Linked DNA regions of Homo sapiens: regions 1 and 3 are each linked to region 2. A link is a loop called in an ENCODE intact Hi-C map of the cell type or tissue named here. Cell type or tissue: B cell. All regions are shown on one strand.

What was found. Peaks named below come from ENCODE experiments on the same cell type or tissue, not always from the same donor. Only the 100,000 strongest peaks of a DNase experiment are listed, where the experiment ranks them.
Region 1: a loop joins it to region 2, with 17 times the contacts of the local background. A loop is called at or near these places in 4 of 110 quality-filtered maps.
Region 3: it touches region 2 in a loop (7-fold over the local background); 2 of 110 quality-filtered maps call a loop at or near these places.

What each region holds. Positions count from the first base shown.
Region 1 is chr10:4,328,121-4,336,120 of GRCh38, reverse strand. LOC105376370 (a long non-coding RNA gene) reads right to left here and starts at 1,663. Exons shown (of 3, transcript XR_930589.3): 1 at 1,627-1,663; 2 at 1,390-1,547. In B cell, CTCF peaks have their summits at 2,651, 2,908 and 3,114; DNase peaks (open chromatin) are centred at 1,880, 2,870 and 3,110; H3K27ac peaks cover 2,902 bases.
Region 2 is chr10:3,898,967-3,906,966 of GRCh38, reverse strand. No RefSeq gene overlaps it. Among named protein-coding and RNA genes, the nearest start is that of LINC02660, 9.1 kb to the left of the region's middle. RefSeq lists enhancers at 4,277-4,566, 3,789-4,837. In B cell, a CTCF peak has its summit at 4,480; DNase peaks (open chromatin) are centred at 2,236 and 4,436; H3K4me3 peaks cover 1,467 bases; H3K27ac peaks cover 4,945 bases.
Region 3 is chr10:3,758,041-3,766,040 of GRCh38, reverse strand. LOC105376361 (a long non-coding RNA gene) reads left to right here and starts at 7,991. Exons shown (of 3, transcript XR_930578.4): 1 at 7,991-8,000. LOC105376363 (a long non-coding RNA gene) reads right to left here and starts at 5,739. Exons shown (of 4, transcript XR_001747332.1): 1 at 5,551-5,739; 2 at 2,648-3,023. RefSeq lists enhancers at 1-219, 2,246-3,445, 4,861-4,960, 7,994-8,000. In B cell, no CTCF peak of the experiment used is centred here; DNase peaks (open chromatin) are centred at 1,260, 4,680 and 7,820; H3K4me3 peaks cover 2,467 bases; H3K27ac peaks cover 2,475 bases.

The DNA.
Region 1 (8,000 bases), 430 kb before region 2:
CGTACATAAGAGGATTGCCTAAAAATAAAAGCATGGACTTTCATGGAAATAATTTAAAACACTGTCATTGTTCCTCAGGTTCCATTTTTGTTCATTTCTACATTTCTACATTTTGTTTTCTGTTTAAAATAGTCAAGTAAATGGCATAGAGTGGGTCATTGTTTCACATTTTTAAGATCCTTTGAATAATAGTATGGGGTGTTTTGCTACCTTGTTTGTTTTGTCTTGGCTTTATTCATTTTTAAATTTTGATTATATTGAGAAGGGAGAGACAAAGAATAGCAAGTATTTTTTTCCCTTAAAATACAAATCCAACATAAACCACTCTCCTCTTTGTCATCAAATCTGCTTGGCAGCAGTGTTGTGCCACCCACAATATATTACTCTAAAAAGCAAAGCTAGGCTAATTAATGTTGTATAAACCTAGGAGAAAATGCAAAATCGATGGGAGGAAGCTGGTAGGTATTTGAAGTTCCAACCTATTTCTAATGGTTGAATCATATTTTTTAAAAGGAATGCACTGCCCTCAAAACCCAGGGTTACAACAGCTCCTTAAAAGCCCATCAAAGACATAGCATGAATAGAATTACGAGAAATCGATGGGTCGGTTTTCTTCTCCTTACTTGAAAGACGGTATGAGTTTCTCCAGCTTTCTTCATTTATTTACTTTGGAACAGAAGGAAATATTCTCACTAAATTTAAGTGGTTCACAGAAAATCAAACTTTATGAAAATATTCATAAATTAACTAAACTGAAATAAGCAGTGTAAGTCATTTGCTCTCTTATTTTGGGGCTCTGGAAACTTCCTGCTTGTGTCAGAAAGGAAAACAAAGAGAACATCTATATCAGCATAAGAGAGTGGATTAAAAATTGGCCACTGAAGGAAACGGCAAGTATAGTTTGGCATAAGCTATCACAGCAGCTTACACTCAACAACGCCGAGATACCTGGAAACATTAACTGTGTGAAAACATGCCAGGAGAATTATGGGCCTTCAACTCCTTAAAATAACAGAATTCTGCTTAATAGATTGTTCTGCACTGCTCAGCAGACAATGACCACAGGCTGTCTTCAGTGGTTCCTATTCTGACCACAAAATAAATGGAAGTTGCGACTACCATGAGCAGGAGCTCAGATGAGAGATTCACTGAAAAGAAAGCAAATGCCTGTGGACAGTCAAGGTTTTGAAAGAACATCAGGCCCTAACTCCCGAGCTTGCCTGGCTTACAGCAATGTGATGGAAAGCATAGCCTTGGTTTCTGTGATTTTTAATAGTTGAAGAAATCTAAGTCTAGTTTCTTAAGATCTAAAAATAAATCACCGCAGAGTGTCCCATAATCTGTACACTACAAGTTATTATGAAAAGATGAAAGTAAAAGCACACTAACAAAATATAGCAGGTAAAGGAGCTGGTCAGCCATGGGATGTTGAAGAGCAGATGCTGGCATTCTCACTGGGAATCTGTCAACCCAAACTTCATCTCTGCTAGTGTAGAACCAGCAGACTTGGTGTGACTTTCAACCTGTCCCCCAGAGGCACCTGATTGCTGGAGAGAAGTTGCAGAGTTGAGAACAAGACTGATGGTTTTATCTCTGTCTGAAGATAACCATGAGAATAGCACTTACTATTGATGAAGCCACAAGCACACTTGATGAGGCCTGCAAAGAAAGCTTGGTCTCCAGGCAAGGTGGGGACCATTGCGGAAGTGAGATACAGAAAACGGAAGTGAGGTATAGAAAACGGAAGTAAGTCACAGGAAACGGAAGTGAGTTATGGAAAACAGAAGTGAGGTACAGAGGATAAAAATGATGTAAGGGAAATGGAAGTGAAGTTCAGAAAATGGAAGTGAGGTACAGAAAACGGAAGTAAGTTAAGAAAAACAGAAGTGAGGTAGTGAAAACATGAGGTACAGAAAACGGAAATGAGGTACAGAAAACGGAAATGAGGTACAGAAAACAAAAGTGAGGTACAGAAAACAGAAGTGAGGTAGAGAAAATCAAAGTAAATCACAGGAAAAGTAAGTGATTTATGAAAAAACAGAAGTGAGGTAGTGAAAATGTAAGTAGGGTACAGAAGACTGAAGTAAGGTATAAAAAACAGAGGTGAGGTAGTAAAAACTGAAGGAAAATATAGAAAACAGAGGTGAGCTAGAGAAAACGGAAATGAGGTAGAGAAAATAGAAGAGATGTACAGGAAACGGAAGTGAGTCATGAAAAACAGAAGTGAGGTAGTGAAAACGTAAGGTACAGAAAACGGAAATGAGGTACAGAAAACGAAAGTGAGGTACAGAAAACGGAAGTAAGTTACAGGACATGGAAGTGAGTTATGAAAAACGGAAGTGAAGTAGAGAAAAAGTAATATACAGAAGACGGAAATAAGGTATAAAAACGGAAGTAAAGTAGTGAAAACGGAAGTAAGGTACATAAAACAGAAGTGAGGTAGAAAAACGGAAGTGAGGTAGAAAAAACGGAAGTAAGTCACAGAAAACGGAAGTGAGTTATGAAAAACAGAAGTGAGGTACAGAAGATGCAAATGATGTTAGGAAAACAGAAGAGAGGTACGGAAAACGGAAGTGAAGTAAACAAACGGAAGTGAGTCATGAAAACCGGAAGTGAGGTAGTGAAAAAATAAGATACAGAAGACAAAAATAAGGTATAAAAAACGGAATTGAGGTAGTGAAAACGGAAGTTACAGAAAACAGAAGTGAGGTACAGCAAACGGAAGTGAGGTAGAGAAAACGGAAGTAAGTCACAGAAAACGGAAGTCAGTTATGAAAAATAGAAGTGAGGTACAGAAGATGCTAATGATGTTAGGGAAACAGAAGTGAGGTACAGAAAACAGAAGTCACAGGAAACCGAAGAGAGTCATGAAAAACAAGTGATGTACAGAAGATGAAAATGAGGTAAAAAAACAGAAGTGAGGTCTAATAACAGGAAGTGAGGTAGAGAAAACAGAAATAAGTCACAGGAAATGGAAGTGAGATAGGAAAAACAGAAGTGAGGTAGTGAAAAGTAAGATACAGAAGATGGAAATAAGGTATAAAAAACAGAAGTGAGTCACTGAAAATGGAAGTAAGGTATAGAAAACAGAAGTCAGGTTGAAAAAACGGAAGTGAGGTAGACAAAACGGAAGTGAGGTAGAGAAAATGGAAGTGAGTCACAGAAAATGGAAGTGAGTTATGAAAAACAAGTGAGGTACAGAAGATGGAAATGAGGTAATGAAAACGGAAGTGAGGTGTAGTAAATAGAAGTGAGGTAGAGAAAACCAAAGTACATCATAAGAAATGAAAGTGAGTTACTCAAAACAGAAGTGAGGTAGTGAAAAAGTAAGATACAGAAGATGCAAATAAGGTATAACAAACGGAAGTGAGGTTGTGAAAATCGATGTTACAGAAAATGGAAGTGAGGTGGAGGAAACGGAAGTAAGTCTCAGGAAACGGAAGTGAGTTATGAAAAACAGTGAGGTACAGAAGATGGAAATCAGTTAAGGAAAACAGAAGTGAGGTACAGAAAACGAATGTGATGTGGAGAAAACGGAAGTAACAGGTAACGGAAGTCATTTATGAAAAACAGAAGTGAGGTACAAAGATGAAAATAAGGTAAGGAAAATGGAAATGAGGCACAGAAGACTGAAGAAGGCCTAGAAGATGACGAGGTACAGAAGACAGAGGTGAAGTACAGAAGGTGGAAATGAGTTAGAGAAGATAGAAGTGATAGAAAACGGAAGTGTGATAGAGAAGAGGGAACAAGGTTCAGAAGATGGTCATGAGGTACAGAAGACAGAAGTGAAGTACTGAAAATAGAAATGAGTTAAAGAAGATGGAAGTAAGGTACAGAAGACGGAAGTGACATGTAAAAACACCCAATCGGTTACAGTTCTGCGTTTTCTTTATTTGAGCCTGGTCTGGACAGTTGGCCACCTCTGACTGGCAGAAACTGATTGCTACAAGAGGAGGTGACAGTTGGTTCACATATCCAGTTAGGTTACAGCCCACTATGTATGGAGAAACCTTTCAGGCAAACTTAAAATATGTAAGCAGAACACTTTATTCCATGCTTAATTTAACAAAATCATAAAGAGTATTTATGCTAATAAAGAAGACAACCAAAGCTCTGAGAAGTGGCTTTGCCAGAAGTTTCCATGCTGGTAAAATGCAGAGCCTTTATTTGACGCCAGTGAGGCTGGCAGCCGAAGCGACCAGCTATCCTGGAGTTCCTCCTGTACGTCCACGGTTAGGGAAATTCTTCCATCCTGGACAAATGGGAGCAGTCTAGTTGGTCACCCTAGTTCTGCTCTCAATGTTGTTGCTTCCCACTACACCACGACGGACATTATTCTCTCCAATGTTTTAATCGTTTTCTTCTATTTTGTGCCATGTAAAATAATTCATGATACAAAAGGTACAAAAATGGTTTGGGACAAAGCAGTATTAAAACATATACATTCAAGCTCCTGGTAGACTTCCTTTAACACACAGTTGTAACAAAGAGAGCCTCAGAACTACGCCATTCAGGACTACACACCCCTGTTTTTTTAATTAAAAAATTCTTTATTTTTATTCACATATTAGGGAGGGGGATAAAAACTTACTGCCATGTATTTTTATGGCAAAAAAAAAAAAAATCCTAGGTAATAAGAATATATGTTATTAAAAGTTATATCACTAAGAGTTGAGCTTGTCAGCTATTCAAAAGCTGCAGTTGGGGGTATGAATCATTAGGAAATGGCACAAAGGTTAGAGATACAACCTGTGACTATTTAAAGACATCACAGCCTGGTTCCCACCCTCAGGGCACAGGGAGCAGAAACAATGTGTTCATTTTGTCTTAAAAGTCCCATCAGGAGGTCGACAGGGCCAGTCAACACAGACATGTTCTAAATATTTGCCTTACGGGTGGACATAATTACTTAAAATACAAATTTAGGCTGCTAAAAATTTCAGTATACTATTATCCTGAGTTCTAGCTTCAACCTGTACCTGTATATATGGCTGCAGAATAAGGTTTTGATAGCTCACTTCTACAAAAAAGGAGAACAACATCTGTGAAAACACACAAAAGCCTAACGAGGTTATACTTTCATTCCATGGAAAAAGTGTGGCATTGATTCATTCTCAAGCTGGATTATTTCCACAATAAAATAAAATTTGCCTTCAATTTTAAAGGGAGTTTTTATTATGAGAAAAACAGAATCAAAAGGAAAAAAAAATTTTTTCACTAGGCATGTGAAAAGCCATCAAGCGGCCTAACAGATATTGGGCAAAATGCCACAATCTCTGGCGGAAAGTGCTGTCTTGGAAATAGTGTCCACTTTGACCAACACCAATGAAACCTAATGATGACCCCTATCTGACAATGATTTAGTGTGTTAACAAACTTAAATAGAATTTGACTAGCGCTAGGAAAATATAATGTGTTTCCTGTATATTATTATGAGAAAAATAAACACATATATGATAAACTATCAAAGTGAAGAATGGAAAGTTACGAAATGGTATTATTTCTGTCATCTTCTCTTGATAACAAATCAACTTTTTAAAAGCAAAGGAAAAATTGTAGCATGTATTAAATGCTTCCTGGCTTTCATTCTCTGGGTTTATCATGTCACGTCAAATCTTGTTGATTCTCCAAATAGTACCTGAGTTGTGAGCAGCACCACTCTCGTTTGCAAGTGAGGAATCCAGGCTTAGAGAGTCATTGTGCTCCCTGAACAACCAGCCTTGATATTACAACCAGCCTTGATATTGCCCAGGCACTCATTAAAATGCTCAATGTCAGACTCTATTTTCTCCTGCTAATTATCTGCCTGAAACAAGATCCCAGACAATTAAAGTTGGAGATTCTCTGCCCTGTGCCATATGACTACAATAGGCCTTCTTTCACCTCTTGAGGCTTTAAGGCGGAAAGGTGTGATACCATCCCCTACCTATTAGGAGGATGACAGTGAACACTCCTGTAACAAAAGACAGGTAAACAGGAGAAAAGTATAACAAAATTATTAATCAAACTTTACATGACACAGAGTAATGCAGAAATGAAGAGCCAAAATCTCAAGGAAAATTATTTTTATGCCTACATTCTATAAAGAACGGACAGTTGTGTAGAAATGTGATTAGACAAAAGGCTGTGATCTAATAGTGATAGAGTGAGGGGAAATCCCAGCAAGGCCTGCCTGTTCAGGTTCTTCTTGGATTCTCTGCATGCATTCATTCCTTCCTTCCAGGTATAGGGCAGGACTCCTGTGGAACAAGGATCTTCAAGGGAGAAGAGAGAGAATGACCTTTCCAGGTTTCATGGCTTGCTTTGGAAGAGAGGGGTTCTAGTGTCTATGAGCTGTGTTGGGGAAGAGGAATTCTCTTTCCTATGAATTGGTTAGGGAGTTGGAAGATGAGGGTTGAGGAAAGACACCAGGATGGGAGAAAGTCAGAGAGACCTTGCTTCTGAGCCTTTCCATCCCCTTAGCATGGCAGAGCACCATATGTGGGGGTGTAGTGTTCGGAGCCCCAACTAGGTGTTTTATCAAGTACCCAAGATTGTATTCAGTCTTCTGGAATGTGCTTGGAGGCTGGGAACCAGTGTCAGAAAGGTGCAGGTCATAAGGCCTTTTATTTTAAAAACCGAGCAATCACTGGGCTGCTCCTGTATCTACGTACTATGAATATTCACTCAAATGTAGAGACCCAGCCAAAATCTCAGCTGTTCTAAAGTTCACTGAAAGTTAATAAAAGTACAGCCTTGCCTCAGACATGATTCTAATAGCTGGATAGTAGCAAATATTCTTTGCTTGATCAAACTGTACTCCAGCTCCCTGAACCTTTTCCAAGGCCTCTCTGCATGCTTTCTTGTAAAATCCCTGCAAAGTCAGTTTAGCAAGAACCCCCCACCTCCAATATTTGATCACCTTTAATATCTGTTCAGGTTCCTCTTCCTCCACCATCCACCAAGGTGGTATCTGATCACCTTGGCCTCTCTTCAGCAGGAAACCATTAGGTCGGTGTAGCCAGCATTCCCTTGGCCCTGACACTCACCCCCACCCTGCTCCTTGGCTGTGAATTCCCCGCTTGCCCACACTGCATTCAAAGTGGAGCCCAATCTCTACCCCACTGCCACACCCCAGAGCGGTGTCTCTATGCCTATTTAAATGGTCCTGAATAAAGTCTTCCTGACCATACGTTAGCAAATCTCCTCGCATATGTTCTTTTTTAATACTAGGCATGGAAGTATTTGTTGTTTCTATTCAGCACAAGAGGATTCAGCATTTGGTGGGTAACATCAGCCCTTTTAACTTCCTATGATAGAAAGAAAACTAAAATAAAAGTTACAACATCTTTCCTAGATTAGTCCTTTATAGGAGGCATGAATAATATAAGTAGCTTCCTATTTAGTTAACCTATATCAGAATCACTGCTTTCATATTTCTTTACTTTGCAGGGTTGGGCTTTTCCTTCTTGACTTGGAAAGTTGGCCTCCAATGTTGTATATTATTTTATTTTTTTGAGATGGAGTCTCGCTCTGTCACCCAGGCTAGGGTGTGGTAGTGTCTACACAGTTCACTGTATCCTCAAACTCCTGGGCTCAAGCAATCCTCTGGCCTCAACCTCCCGAGTAGCTGGGAATACAGGTGTGCCACCAAACCTGGCTAATTTTTAATTTTTTTTTTTTGGGACAGAGTATCTGTATGTTGCCTAGGCTATAGTGTACTTTTTAATAAACAGTTTTAGGGCACAGATGAAGGTTTATATAATCAGAATCAACTAATTAAGTCAGTTAGTATTTAAAACGTTGCTTTAATCTTTAAAAATTTAGACTGACTTTAATACAATATAATTTAAAATGCATATTGACTGAATAAATTTTAATTATTAAAATGGGTTTGGGTAGAATTTGTTCTTTTTCTAGTCTTTACTTTCTAAACTGTGCTATAACTTTACTTCTCTATTTTTTCTTTTTTTCTTTTATCTTTTTTTTTTTTTTTTTTTTTTTTGAGACAGAGTCTTGCT
Region 2 (8,000 bases):
GGTCATGGTGTTCCTGCCCCGCTGCTGTATTTGGTTATAAACAAGCCAAAGGAATTGCTCAGGACACTGGCAAGTGTTTCCCCCGATGTTGCTTCTGCTGTTGTTCATTCATTTCTTTCCAAACAAAATCGAGAAAGCTGAATGCACATTTTGGTAATCAAAAGTTGTGGAGAAATAGGGAGTCTAAACCCTCCCTCTGGAAGTGAAGAGCTTCAACGATAACATTTGGCCGGTTTGTTTTCTCGTGTTTACTCGGTCCGTTACCATAGGAATGTTTTCATATACAAACACTAAGCCTTGGCAGGCGAGGCCCCTTCGGGTACCTAAGACCCCATCTGCTGCACGCAGGGCCTGAGTCTTCCATGCTTTCTCTGTGATTCAGTTTTAACAACATTACAGCTCACGACTCATAAATGCCTTAGATGATTGTTTGTTCGTAACAACACAGATTTTAAGAGATAGCGAGACAGTCAGCCTGAACCCAGAAGAATAATTTACCTTCAGCTCGCATGTTCAGAAGTCACTGTGGAACTCCCAATAGGTGAAATCTTGTTAGATCTCTGAATTTTAAGGTAAATCATATCAACCTTCAGATTTGAGAGAGATATGTAAACTAATACCGATTTTTGTAAAAGGATCTGAGGGATGCCTCATGTTGATGATAGACTGGCTTGGGCCTAGAAAGCCTATGTAGTGATGGTGTTTTTAACTGTGATTTGAATTGGTTTCGTACTCCCCCTTCCTCCTCCCCTTTCCACCCCGTCCCCCACCCCGCCCAGCCCTCGTGTCACTAACTAGCTGTGTGACTTGCAGGCATATCTGACACTCTGTGAGCATCTGTCCCTTCTCTACATTATGGTGGTGTTTTCTCCATGGGCTTTTTGTAAATACTAAACCAGAGAAGAAATCACTGCAGCCTGTTGCCTGTTCTCACTTTTCTCCCCCTTCTTTTTTTCCCCTAATCTTGCCTAAGAGAATTAGGTTCATTAAAGAATAGTAATAAGGAAATTACCCTATTGTGGCCATTTTGGCCAAAGCTGTAAGGCCCTGAGGCTATAATGTTCTCAAAACAATTTCTGTTTTCAAGGTATGTGGTCACCTAATCACTTCAATCCCCACCGGGGCCATAACAGAAGATTGCCACTTTGCTAATTTTACAGATAAAGAATCTGAAGAGAAACGAAGACGGGCAATTTAGAAACACAGCTGTCACTACAAAATTGAATCTACTTGTGTCTAAAAGTAACTGTGTATTCAATGCTTGGGCTCAAATAATAAAAGAAAGAAAAAGAAAAGAGAACAGAAAACTAAAAAGTTGTTGCATAGATAAGTGAGTGTTATGGCTAATACATTTTTGTCAATAAGCTTAAAAAATTGAGAAAATTATGCTTAGAAAATTATGTTTCTTTTTTTTTTGAGACGTAGTCTCACTGTGTCGCCAAGCTGGAGTGCAGTGGTGTGGTCTCAGCTCACTGTGACCTCTGCCTCCTGGGTTCAAGGAATTCTCCTACCTCAGCCTCCTGAGTAGCTGGGATTACAGGCACCCGCCACCACATCCAGCTAATTTTTGTATTTTCGGTAGAGACAGGGTTTCAATCGCCAGGATGGTCTCGATCTCTTGACCTCGTGATCCACCCACCTCAGCCTCCCAAAGTGCTGGGATTACAGGTGTGAGCCACCGTGCCCGGACATTCCTTTTTTTTTATTTTTTTTTTATGAAATGGTTCATTTCAGAGAACCTCTGAACCTCTGACCTAAATTGTTGTGATATTATCATACTTTATCTAATGGTATGAACCCAACATAGGAGAGATGGATGATTATGACTTTGACTTGTGTTCTCCTGGACTCTGGAAAATGTCCTCCCTCCAGACCACCTAACTCAGATAACTGCAGTGTCCTCTTTGGTGACACTCCCTATTTCCCTAACCCCAACGTGGCAGAGTCGGCCACTTCTTCCCTTCAATCCCCTCAACCTCCTAGGCTTTGCTGTATGATAACTCAGTCAGAAACTCCTCTACTATTTTCTATTTTTCCTCTTTCTGGGCCTTCAAGAACCACATACGAATTTAGAATTAGTTTCTGAACCACACTGTTTGCTGGTAACTATCCAGGTGGAAAGATGAGGCCAGTATTTGTAGCGTCTCCCTCATGGTGGTCCATCTTTTCTCTTCAATTTCCTAAAACAACAACCTGAGCATGGAAATCCCCCAGTGATAAGGCTTCGGTGGTTCCTCATTATTTCAGAATTAAAGCCAAAGTCCTTATCAGACCTCTGGTCTGCCTCTCCTGCCCTCTCTGCCACTGCAAACCTTCTGCACCCGACATCCTTGCCCGATCAGCCTGCCTGTCCTTCCACAAGCACCTCCTCAAGTGCACTGTTGCTAAAGTGATTTGTTTGTTTAAAAAGCCTTATCCTTTAGTCTACACAATCCTTTAGGTTTATCCCTAATCCTACCTCAAGGGGTATTTTCAAATCAAAAGACCTCACTCTTTCTGTCCCCTCATACCAATAGAGCTTGCTTTATTGTTATAAACATATCTTAGCATACCTGGTATCAGAATTGTTTCCATCTGTGTCTTCCTCCAGGCTGATTTCTAGGACTGCCTAATTTACTCCCATGGGGCTTATGACAGTGTTTTGGACATGGCAAGAAATTAATAATTCTTGTCTGACTGTACTAATCTGATTACTGAATGTATTACTCTTAACCCCAATTTTTTTGGCCTGAGTTTGGGTCCATTGTCACAGGTATGCCTTGTTTTAGCCAACACTCAATGTGCCTTACCTCCTTATATCCAAATGCCTTGCAGTCACCTTTGCTTGGATATTTAATAGAGTTAAAGCGTCACCTGGTCCTCATCTAACTTTTGACATCCTCCCCAAATGCTGCCATATCTTCAGTCTTTCCCATCTCAGGAAATAGCCCAGGCTTTTATCTCATTACTCAGGTCACAAAATAAAGTCATCTATTTTTCTTCTCCCTCTCTTACCTTCATTAGCGTGTCCTATCAACAGTCATCTCAGGCGGGGCGTGGTGGTTCACACCTGTAATACCAACACTTTGGGAGGTCAAGGCAGGCAGATCACCTGAGGCCAAGAGTTCGAAACCAGCCTGGCCAACACAGTAAAACCCCATCTCTACCAAAAGTACAAAAATTAGCCAGGCATGGCGGTGGGCACCTGTAACCCCAGCTACTCTGGAGGCTGAAGTGGGAGCCCGGGAGGCAGAGGTTGCAGTGAGCCGAGATTGTTCCACTGCACTCCAGCCTAAGCCACAGAGAGATACCCTGCCTCAAATGAACAAACAAACAACAACACAAAAACAGTCATCAGAATATATCAATATATATATATATATATATCAGTATATCAATATGTCAATATATGTCAATAGAATGAGATATTATATTCTATATTAGATATTATAGCTATATTCTATTGATATATATCAATAGAATGAGATATATATTGTTCTGTATATATATCAATAGAATAAGATATATATTGATATTGATGTGTGTATATATATATATATCAATAGAATGAGATATAGAATATATCAATATATCTTGAATCTAACAGCTTCTCATGGCCTCGTCTGCGCCACCTGAGGGCAAGCCTCCATCACCTCTTATGTAGCGCACTGCAGTAGGGACCCCCAGCTGGTGCTCCTGCTTCCCTTCAAGTCCCCGTACTCCATCTGCTGCCTGGCAGCTACTGTACCCCTAAAGCGCCCCTGTCCTGAGTATCTCAGTGTGCTCACCCTCCCTGGCATGCGCTTGTTCTGCCATCCTTCACTGTCTCCCCTTCTCTCTAGATCCTCTCTTTCTCTCCCATCCTCACATACATGACTCCAACTCCACTTCCATTCTGGATCACACTGTGTCCCAGTGATCTCTGAACATCAACTACTTTGTATTAAAATCCCTTCATTTCTGCTTAGGAATCATATGCTATTTGGTTTCCTTGTTCTTTAGAAGTTATTTTCCACCAAGCTTGAACTGTCAGTAAAAGCTGACTCAGAGGCTAGACACTCATCCAGTGCTAGGAAATACAGGAGAAAAATATTTACAGTGAAGTGTTATTAATTATTTTACTCTATCAAAAACTGGTGTTCTGCCTTTTAAATATTAGGTTGGTGCAAAAGTAATTGTGGTTTTTGCCATTACTTTAAATGGCAAAAATTACTTTAAATGGCAAAAACCACAATTACTTTCAATGACTTTTGCACCAACATAAATACTTAGAAGTTAATTAGTGGCCAGGGAGCTGTCAGCACAAAAGGTCTGTGAAGCGACGTGGCACTGCCGTCACGAGAGCACCTCTTTCTACTTCTGTTTTGCTGTGAAACAAAAGAGGCCAAAGAGGAATCAAGAGGTGTAAACAGAAAAGGGACTTTCCGTGAGAGAATTTTTAGAAAAGGTTCTGTGAGGTCACCCTTGTTCTTGATGAAGGACCCCTGATGGCCCAGCCCTGAGCCTGCATCCCCTGGAAAGTGTGTGCAGAACCTCACAGACAGTACTGATGGTTTCTTGAATGTACTTGTGCTTATAATGATTGACGATATAGGTTGCCAAACAAAAAAAAAGTCCAGTTTGTTTCAACATATTCCTTGGATAGTATAATTCATTCTCAAATGAAGAACAGTACAACAAATCAACCACACAAACCTTTATGCATTGCTGTCAATTAATTCCAAAACAGTAGATGTCGCAAGACCATTTCTTTCAGGAGTATGATGCCCAGAGAGTGGCCAGGCTTCTGAGCGATATCCTAATAAGATGATGCCCTAACTCTTCACTGGGTCATGGGAGCAAACATTTCATTGGGTTGGTGTAAAAGTAATTGAGGTTAAAACCAACCACCATTTTTGGTACTTTTGCACCAAACCTGATACATAACTTTTAAAGTTATCCAAACTGTACACTATTCTTCGTAACTATTTTTTTGTGTGAAAATAAGCTAATTAAGAGGAAATCTAATAGAGCTGACACAGACTGCACTTTTACCCTGTCCTGTTAAAGGGAGTTGACTGCTAAGTCAGGACATCTAAATCAAGATCCCGCTTGGTAGTAGTGCACCTGAATCCTGTGTCCCAGCAGTACGTTGAACTGAAAGTGTGGTGCTGGACTCACAAATGTAAGAGCACACACAAGAGCTAATTGTAACAGACATGTATTGAATGTTGACAGCATTAATAAATCAAGGGGAAAATGTATACTTTCTCATATAATGTTTCATTACTTAAATTATTTTGAATGTATAAGTACATGTGTAGTCATTTGTTAATTTTCTTATGGAAAGGATCTGGTAGTGTAGTTTTTGTTTTGTTTTGTTTTGAGACAGGATCTTGCTATCACTCAGGCTGGAGCACAGTGACATAATCGTGGCCCCCTGCAGCCTCATCCTCCCAGATTCAAGGGATCTTCCCACCTCAGCTTCCTATGTAGCTGGGACCACAGGCATGTGCCGCCATGCCTGGCTAAGTTTTTGTACTTTTTGTAGAAACTGGGTCTCACTATGTTGCCCAGGCTGGTCCCAAACTCCTGGGCTCAAATGATCCACCCATGTTGGCCTCCCAAAATGCTGGGGTTACACCTGTGAGCCACTACACCCAGACTGGGAGTGTATATTTCTTTGATTCCCAACATAGAAACTGGCATATTGTTAAGAATATAATGAGAACTCAATATGTATTGGTTGATCTGACTAATAAGTCTCTATATAATTTGGTCATTACATGACTATTATAAATTTTATAAATTTCACATAGATGGATTTGAAATACATTCATTTAAATGTTTAGATTGTTTGGAGGTTCAGTGTTTCTAGGTGAAACACACTATTTTTCAAAGTTATGGCAGTGATGCCTTACACTCATATAGGGATATAATTTAAAATGTTTTTTTCCACACTATGTTCTCACATAATCACTTTTATAAAGTAGATTTTTTTTTGTTTTTTCTTCAACTTTTATTTTAGATACAGGGGAACATGTGCAGATTTGTTACACGGGTATATTACATGATGCTGAGGTCTGGGACACAAAAAATCCCGTCACCCACGGAATGAGCATAGAACACAGTATTTTTTGTGGTTTTTTTTTAGAGTCAGGGTCTCAATCTGTGCCCCAGGCTGGAATGCAGTGGTGCTATCATACCTCACTACAGCCTCCAAATCCTGGGCCCAAGCAATCCTCCTGCTTCAGCCTCTAGAATAGCTGACTACAGACATGTGCCTCCATACTCAGCTAATTTTTTTTATTTTTAGTAGAGATGAGGTCTTGCAGTGTTGCCCAGGCTGATTTCAAACACTTAGCTTCAATGAATCATCCCACCTGTACCTCCCAAACTGCTGAGATTACAGGCATGAGCCACCATGGCCTGCCAATGAAGTAGGTATTTTTAACCCCATTTTATAGATAAGAAACCGAAGGCTCAGCAAGTGTGAATACAATTTCCAAAGTTGTATATTTTATGTAAGAACAGTTAGCCCTTAAACCACATATCCTGACTTTTAGTTCAGTGGGTTTTTTAGTTAGTTTGTTTGTTTGAGACGGAGTCTCACTCTGTCACCCAGGCTGGCGTTCAGTGGCGTGATCTCAGTTCACTGCAGCCTCCCCTTCCCGGGTTCAAGGGATTCTCCTGCCTCAGCCTCCTGAGTAACTGGGACTACAGGCACCCACCACCACACCCAGCTAATTTTTGTATTTTTAGTAGGGACAGAGTTTCACCATGTTGGACAGGCTGGTCTTGAACTCCTGACCTCAAATGATGTACCCGCCTCAGCCTTCCAAAGTGCTGGGATAACAGGCGTGAGCCACCACGCCCGGCCTAGTTCAGTCGTCTTTACGCTGTGTCTTGGTTAAGTGCTTTTGATTCTTCATAAGCTAACTCTCATTCAGTTTTACAATTATTTTATTTAATTTTGCTTTTTCTTCCTAGTTTCCTAATTATCTTCAATTAAAAAAGTGCATAATAAAAAAAAAGTGTGTCAAAGTGCTACCATCTCATTGATCCTTTCTTTTTTTCTCTTTCTTTTCTTTTTCTTTCTTTCTTTTCTTTCTTTCTTTCTCCCTCCTTCCTTCCTTCCTTCCTTCTTTCTTTCTTTCTTTCTTTCTTTCTTTCTTTCTTTCTTTCTTTCTTTCTTTCTTTCTTTCTTTCCTTTCTTTCTTTCCTTTCTTTTCTTTCTTTTCCAAGGTCTCTCACTGTTGCCCAGGCTGGAGTGCAGGGTGTGGTCATGGCTCACTGCAGTCTCAACTCCCAGGCTCAAGCAATCCTCCTGCCTCAGCCTCCAGAGTAGCTGGGACCACAGGCATGTGCACCACTATGGCTGGCTACTTTTTGTATTTTTTTGTAAACACAGGGTTTTGCCATGTTGCCCAGGCTGGTCTCAAACTCCTGGGCTCAAGAAACCCTCTTGCTTCAGCCTCCCAAAGTGCTTAGATTGCAGGCATGAGCTGCCAGGCCCGGCCATCACTGACCCTTTCTAAAGGGCAGTATAAAGAGGTGGAATGAGCACAGTTTCAATCAAAGATCCAAGCATCAGCTTGGCTTTGCTGGGTCTTGGCTGTGAAGTTCTCTGGGCCTCAGCTTCCTTAAATGTAAAGAAGGAATAATAATAATAATAATAATAATAATAATAATAATAATAATATAATAGCCCTTACTTCCCAGGGTTGGAAAGATGATGAAATGAAACAGCTCTGGATAAAAGCATCCTAAAATTTATAGGTTTACACGTTTAGCAAATTGAACCTAATCCAAGAGCTCTACAAGGAGCCAAAACAGAATATGCCTAATCATGAAAAAAATGCAAGAAGAGCAAATATGTATCTAATGCCTCTTTCATGCCAGGTCCTGAGCAAGCAGAAAATAATGCAGACAAATGTCCTTACCTGCAGGGAGGTCACGTGGTACTCAACAAGCTGGGCATGAGGCAGCCGTGTCATGTCTCAGGCTGCTTCCTATGCCATGGCTGTAGATAAAGCACAGAG
Region 3 (8,000 bases), 140 kb after region 2:
CTCTTTTCCATTTCATCACGTTTTCATGATCAGTCACAAGGAAATATTCAGATCTCAGCAACAAATTAAATGCACCGAAGCTCAAAGGCCTGGGTTCCAGAACCCAGCTCCCTACTAGCTCTGTGATGTGGGCCAACACACTACGTATCTGAAGGAGAAATTCTCATCTTCCTAAATTCGCGAGTTGGTGAGGAGCTCTCAAGAGCAAATGCATGGAAATGCACCTTTAACTGGGAGAATTGTGTTCAAATATGATGCAGCTGCTTCATCACCTCCCTCTGCTTCAGTTTGTCATTTGTAAAACTGGGGTTGAGGATAGCAAATGTGCTGGAAGATTGTCAGGATTAAAAATTGTATCTGCAAGGAGCTTAGCCCCAGTCCTGGCACAAAGGTGGGTGATGTATGTCACAGCCCCATGGGATCCAGATTGTAATTGTAATTTCTTCTTTGTAAAACAGGGAAAACGATTTAAAAAACTACCCTCCTACCCTTGTTGCAGGTGTACAGGACTCAGAAACAGAAAGATCTGGGGTGGGTCAAAAGCAGACACATGCACCCAGTTGGCATTCTCAGGATGTCTTGAGCCCTTCACTGTTTCTAGAAGGTGCCTGTGCTTTGCTGTCCCTGCCACCTGCTCCCTCTCTTCCATCAAGTTACCCTAAAATATGACAGACAGAAATGGGGACTGCTGGCTTTGGCCATGAAAACATCCGCCCGCTTCCGGCTTGCAGGGAATAACTTGTGGTTTCCTCTGCTGCACATGCAAGTCATGAAGACGATTTTCATCTTTGCTTCATCATCAGTCATAGCTCTTACGATCTGCCCACTTCTGAGAGTCCTTTTCTTAGAGAGGGACATGTACTGCTGGCAGAGGAGGAGCTCTCAGCGAAGAAAATGGCATTACTGAGCATTTGTTGAATTTTGCAGTGACCTCCTTGTTTTGAAACGATCAAATCAATCCTTATTTGTGTAACTCAGGAGTGCAGAGTGCATTGCCCACACTCTGTCACTGTGAGGGTCAGTGCTTGCTGTGGTTGAGGGATGAAGAAAACTTTGGATATCAAGTGGCCTCAGGGCAACAGAACAGGTTTTCAAGGGACTATCACCTTTCCCTAGCAAACAACAACAGTGGCAGCTACAAGGCAAATACGGAAATGATCTTTGGTGTGCACAGATCACAAAGTTTGCACCTGCACAATCGGCTGGTTATGAACTCGGAGAAATTTCTCTCTTGCATCCTGACTGTTCTTTCTTAGCCCATTGCCTGTGTGGTGGCCCATGCCAGCAGCCTCTTCTGTCCTGTTTCTACAAGTGCAGGGACGTTACTGACAAGCCCAGTCTCACACCCTGTATGGGCAAATGCCTAGAACAGGGCTTAAATGAGAAGACAGATGTGCTTCAGAGTCCAACAGATCTCTCAAATGCCAGCTCCAGAAGTTTCTAACCATGAGAACTGATTAACACATGGGAGCTTTAACCTCCCTCTTTCTAAAGTGGGCATGGGGATGTCTACTGCTCAGGTTTACTGAGAGGATGGGTGCAATTCTGTACTTGCCGTTCAAATCCAGGACAGCCCTGAGGCTGCTGCCCCAGATCCCAGGAGCTCAGGGTGCCTCTGTCTGCAGAGGCTGGAGAAAAATTTATCTCTTGGCAGAACTCAGCACTCAGCAAACAGAGTATTCTGCTTCAAATTCCAGTTCAATCCTGAGTTCTAGTATCTTAAAGATAGAGACCTGAGACCGTTCAGATATTGTGTCTAACTCCTGTAGAACTTAGAATCATGAAAAGATCCTACGCAACAGGTTCTGTTCAGTCCCTTGGCCAATTTCAGCATGGTGACTTTTTCTCTGCCTACGTGTCTAAAACACGATTTTTATTTAATCTTACATAATAAGATCACAGTGTCAGCATCAGAGCTGAGAGGAGAACTCAGGATTCTGGCTCCTATTCCTGCTTGCTTCCTACTGAATCATGTTCATCACAGCTTCTGTGACCTCAGAAACCTCAGGCAACTCACGTATGGGGAATGAAGAATGGATTGCAACAGCGTCAGCTCTCGCCTTATCTACCTGAATTTTTGACTTCCCTTGTTACTTCATGTTTATGCCTTTATTTCCCCTCCCATCATCCCTCCCCAAATCAAAGAGCCTTTACCTTGTATTTTATATATGTCCCAAACATAAGCTACCCTGGCTTCTAGAAAAATAGTGGCTGTGTACAAACCATCCTTCTGTGTGGCTGTCAAACCAGCTAGGGAACCCTCTGTTTGGCTACTAGATTTTTGCCTTGATCATAGAACATTTGAGATCTTTGATAAATGAATGGGTGTTATTTGAATTTTCTATATTTAAATTTATTTTTACACCCAGAAGCTGATCTCAAGCAAGACGTTCACATGCTAACTATTGGGTTGGGTGGCAGGCACCATTAAGAGAAGCAGCAATTCTCCTTCAGGTACTGTGGCATGAACAGAAAAAATAGTCATTGGCTAAGTTGTTGTTCTACATTAGGGTTACATGCTCATGACTGCAGAACACAAATGACCAGGATTTTAGTCTCACTGAGAGCAGGCTTTCATCCTGGAGCAGCTTTTGGGGCCCAGGATCTGACCTCTGCAGGGGGACTGAGCAAGGCTGCAGTGACTCACCTCCCTGCACTCGCACCCACAGATGGTCCTGAGTCAGAAGCCTGGCACCTGGGTCGGGCAGCCGGGTAAGAGTGTGCACTTTCATCGTCTATTCATACCCGTCCTGGGAAAATCTTTCCAGCCTGGGAAATGGCAACCTGACACGTTTCACCGGGACTCAACTTCCTGAGCGTATGCACAGAAAACCCCACACCCTTCACCTTTATTGAACAAGGAGGGAGCCCGATAAGAATCGCTGAAGAAACGCGGGGAGTGTCCCGCACAACCGGATGGGTGTGGCAGGCAGCGTGGGCGAGTAGAGTGACCTGGGGCGGAAGAGGTGTCTGAATTTGCGTGGCTCCAGCGGCTCAACCCCTCCGAGTCTTCAGTGCAGTATCTGTGCAAAAGAGAAAAGCTTTGTAGATACTCTCTGAAATCGGCACTGAGCAGATACCCATTTCTTTTCCTTTCGCATTTGCAGAATGTAATATTTCTAGGGGAGCAGAAAGAATTGGTTAGGAAAAGGCTGTTAAGGAAGGAGGTAAGTAGACAGAGACGGGGTTTGCTGGAAATAATGAGGAAAAAGCTCGAGGCCACTTATGCACCTGCTGTCACGATTCAGCTGGGACCTTCTGAATCATACGAACCCAGAAAGGACAGCTGTGCTGTGTGCGTTGTGCGAATGACCATTTGCTAGAATAACGTATCTCCAGAATAATTTGTTTAGGGGCAATTTTATGTGTGTACATGGTATTCACAAATGTTTTATCCCCACAGTTAATTCAATGCAGGGACAGTTAACCCTTTTTTTCCCAGGGAATTTGGGACTGACCTAAGGACTCTCTGGCCTCCACTCCTATTGCCACACAAGTTTCTGCTGAGGCAGGAACCACCATGCCTTCCAGGGACCTCCAGTCAAAATCAATGAAGTCTGCAAACAATTTCAACTGTAGTATTGTAGCCCCAATAAATAAAGAGCACTTATTAAAACATATTGACTCGAAAAATATTTGACATGGTGTGTTTGTAACAGGAGAATGGGAGCTCAGGCCTTTCTTCTCATTGAAGATACCTCCACTCACCTTGTTCTCTATGGGGAGAAAAACAAATGAACAACAAACAGATTTTGAAGCCACTGTCCTTTCTAACAGGCAGGTCAGTGGGAGGATCCTATGCAAACTGCAGGTACAAACCCCACCCCTACTTCCCAGGACGAACCTCAGCGCCCAGTGTCATTCTTCAGGAATTCCAGCTCAATTATTAGCATGAAAGAGAGCACTGAAGGCTGGAAATGGTCAGCTCCTTCTTTTCCAAAGTGCAGAAAACCATACACCTTTGACCTCCTAATGCTTTACAGAATGGGCGTGAATCAAAAGCTTGACATCCAAGGAATTTCAACGTTGTTTGTGTGTGTGGCCCACATTTTCTAACCATGCTGGTTCAGCAAGTCAGGGGTAAGAACCGAAGGATGAAAAGCTTAGCCAGCTGGGCATGGATCTCTCACAGATTACCTCGGCTTCCAATCTTTTGTTCAACCCATTTAGCCTTGAATTTTTAATACATTTGTCAAATTTATTTATTTATTTATTTTTGCCTACCATTTCTTTCAACAGAGTCAATGATGACTTTATCTTGGTGTACTTTTTTTAAAAGCCCCAAAGTGTTTGGCCTAGAAATGACACAAAATGTTAAGGTTTAAGGTGCTTTTTGCTTTCTAAAATATGCCAGAATACCAAGCTAAGTAACTTCAAACTAAGGTGATGTCAGGTGAAGAGCCCCGGAAGTGGGACATTTTATCTTCCTGGTTAGTCCATTACATGCAAAGCAGGGGAATGAGGTGTTTTTACTATTTTATTGCTTTCAGAGTCAATTCTACATCAAGAGACAGAAACCAAGATGACTCAAGAGCTCTTGGAAAAAAAAAAAAAAAAACATTCTCTTAGAGAACTGCATGGTTTTCTTACGGCCTGTGTGGAGGGAAAGCTGTGATGAAGGACCTGTAATTTTTATTTGCAGACTTTCAGTTCTGCTCTCATTTTGTTGAAACCATTGGTTCCGTCTTTCATTTCCTATACCAAGCGCATCATTGAGACCAGCTTCTGGGTATTTATTTGCAGTCCTGATTGGCTGGGGTTCTGATGCACGAGGCCCTGCCATCTTCTCTGTGAGAAGTGTTGGTTCGTTTCTGGATGGAGGACTCAAGCTCATTTTAGGGGCTCTCCTAGAGGTAGGGGTGAGTGCTCCAAGGGTGGAACATGCGTGAAGAATCGGTTTGCTCTCCCTCAGCTCTGTGCATAACCAAAGGTTTGATACCAAATGCAGAAGTTGCCAATGGAAGAAAATGCCACTTCAACTGCATGTGGAACTGTGGTTTTGAACCCAAGTGAAAATCAGAAGATTCTGGGGAACTTGAAAGTTACCCGATGTGTTTGGCTCAGGGATTAAAAATTTGACTTATCTTCATTCTAAATGCAATACAGAGTCTGACTCCTGCACAGGCTAAAGAAAGCAAGAAAGAGAGAGAAAGAGAGAAGAAGGAAGGAAGGAAGTAGAGAGGGAAGGAAGGAGGGAGGGAAGGAAGGAAGGAAGGAAGGAAATGTATGTTTTTCTGCACCTTGAAGAATAAAACGCTGGCCACAATTAGCCTTCACTATTCTCCTTAATGCTAATAATTAAGCACAGATTCCTTAGTTAAGTATGAAACGGTTTTTGGAAAAAAAAGTGCTGGGAACTCAGAGGTGGGAATGATGATCTCAAAAGTTCTCTGGACTCTGTGCATCGCGTTCTCACAGCCTTTCATTAACCGTCTCCCTCTCACCCTCAACAGGTCTGAAAGGTAGAGAACGTGTGCTGTTACTCAGGTGTATCTGAGAATTATCTAGGCATATTTGTAAAAGAAAACAAAAAGCCCCTTTTATGCTTACAGTGATCCATTATCTCCAGTGTCTAATTTGGGAGCGGGACCAGGAGTAAAGTTCATGAAATGTTAGGTGGGTTAGAGACCACTGAGCCATCCTCTGCCTGACATGGGCATCTTGAAACTGCCTTGTGGCCATGTGCTGCATCCATGGTCTTGTCCCTGGAAAAGAAACAAAAAGGGACATGAGAACAGGTGGCAGTGTCAGCCGATGACGCTGGCCCCGGGCACCCAGAGGCCCCCAGAGTAGCTCAGGCTCGGGACCTCCTCTTATCCAGATGGTGGGACCGTGATGCGCAGAAACCGCTCTGCTCCAGAAAGACCTGGGAGCACTGGGAGCCGGGCGGACACAACGCGGTGTTTGCACAGATTCGCCCCTTACTTCTCAGTCACATCGGGGCTAAAAACTCATTTCAAAAAGAACTAACCTGGGGACTATCGCAAGGAGGCATCTTTTCATCCTTGACTCTGCTGTCCTTAAACCACGGACCTCCCACTTTCCCTTTTGGCCCTCAAAGTCACTTGGTCCTGACTCCATCCCTTCGGATTCTGCTAAGGATTTTTTCCTGCAGAGCCTCAAAATCGCACAGAACAGACACCCTTGGACTCACCTCTCAGAGCCTCCTTCTTAAGAGATGGGCTGCGTCCCTGAGCCGCTCTTGTGGAAATCTCCTTTTATCCCATGGTTAGAGGAGACAGAGAAGGTTCTCTGGGCACAACTGGTCCTTCCAGGTGGAGACCAAAAATCTGTTTTGTTAAATCAACTTTCTCAGCACTCTTCCCTCCCTCTTCTTCCCTGTCCTTCCTTTTTCTTCCTTTCCTGACTTCCTCTCCCTCCTTCTGCTCTCCATGCTTTGCTTTCGTCTTTTACTTCATTTCTCTCCCTCCTACCCTCCCTCTCTTTCCTCCTTTCCTGTTCTCCTTCCTTCCCCTCTCTTTCCTTCCTTCCTTCACTTTTTGCCTTCCTTCCTTTTGCTTCCTTTCTCTCCCTCCCTCTTTCCTCCTTTCCTGTTTTCCTTCCTTTTTCTCTGTCTTCCTCCCTCCCCTTCTCCCTCCCTCCCTAGTAGCATGTGCGTGGTTGACAGATTGCCTGGACTTGAATCTCAATACCGTCACTTACTACATGCATGCGCTTGGGCAGTTTGCTGAAGAGCGTATGTCTCTCTTTCTTCATCTGTAAAATGGGTTAATAATTGTACTTACCTCATACAAGAGAAGGACTTAGCAGAATGCGTGGTCCAAGAGAAGCTCTCCACAGGTGGTGGCTATTATTATTAGCTTTTTATTCAGCCCCATCCTGGGCATATATCTCTCTGCAAGGTGTGAGATGAACACAGTGGTTTCAAACTTTGTTTGTTTGTTTGTTTGAGACACAGAGTCTCACGCTGTAGCCCAGGCTGGAGTGCAGTGGCGCGATCTTGGCTCACTGCAGCCTCCGCCTCCCAGGTTCAAGTGATTCTCCTGCCTCAGCCTCCCAAGTAGCTGGGATTACAGGCACGTGCCGCCACATTCAGCAAATTTTTGTATTTTTAGCAGAGAGGGGGTTTCACCATGTTGGCCAGAGTGGTCTCAAACTCCTGACCTCAAGTGATTGGCCTGCCTTGGCCTCCCAAAGTGCCGGGATGACAGGTGTGAGCCATCGCACCTGGCCAAGATGAACGCAGTGGGATGATGGCCTGGCCCTGCCCCCTGGTGAATGATCTGGGAGGTGTGAGCAGGCATCCTCCATCCCACCTCTAATCCCAGCGTCACTCCATCAGGAGGCAGGGCACTCTGTCATCAGAGGACAATCCCAAAGTCTCTGTGAAGGAGGAGGCAGAGGAAAGGGAGCCTTGCCAGGCGCAGAAGTGTTCTGTTCCTTTGAAGGTGTGTTGATTTGGGTGGGAGAGGGCAGGGAGCAGTGTTCCCCATAGGCTGTGCCTGAGTGTCGGCACAGGTGTTCCTCAGAGAGTGAGACCAGTTTTGACTGGAGAAGAAAGTTTGCTGGGACAGAGTGGGACAGGATGCAGTGAGACCTGACCCATCAAGGTCCCTGGGCCCATACTTGGGGAGATTTTCAGCCACCCGGGGATTTCCTTTCTTTATCTGCAAAATGATGTCTGGTGACACTGAGCTCTTTGCTGCCGGTGGCATGTTAGCCTTTTCCTGATAGAAATGCTGGGATTGGGGAGGGCTCTCGGTGTTTCTGAGTTGGAGGAAAAGACTGACAAAATAGGTATTTTAGACACGTGTCCATCTGTGGTATACAAGGTACACACAGGGAAAGAAAGAAAATAGGCACTTACTTCACTTATGAAACCTGTGAAAATCCCCTGAAGGGAGGTGTGATTAGTCACAGCTTGCACATAGAGAAAACAAGTTGCAGAGAAGTAAAGAGATGGGGCTGAGGCCACCGGCTTGCAAGGGACCCTGCCTGCAGCTTCCAGAGCCCAGCGGCTGGGCCATGCGGAGAGGAAC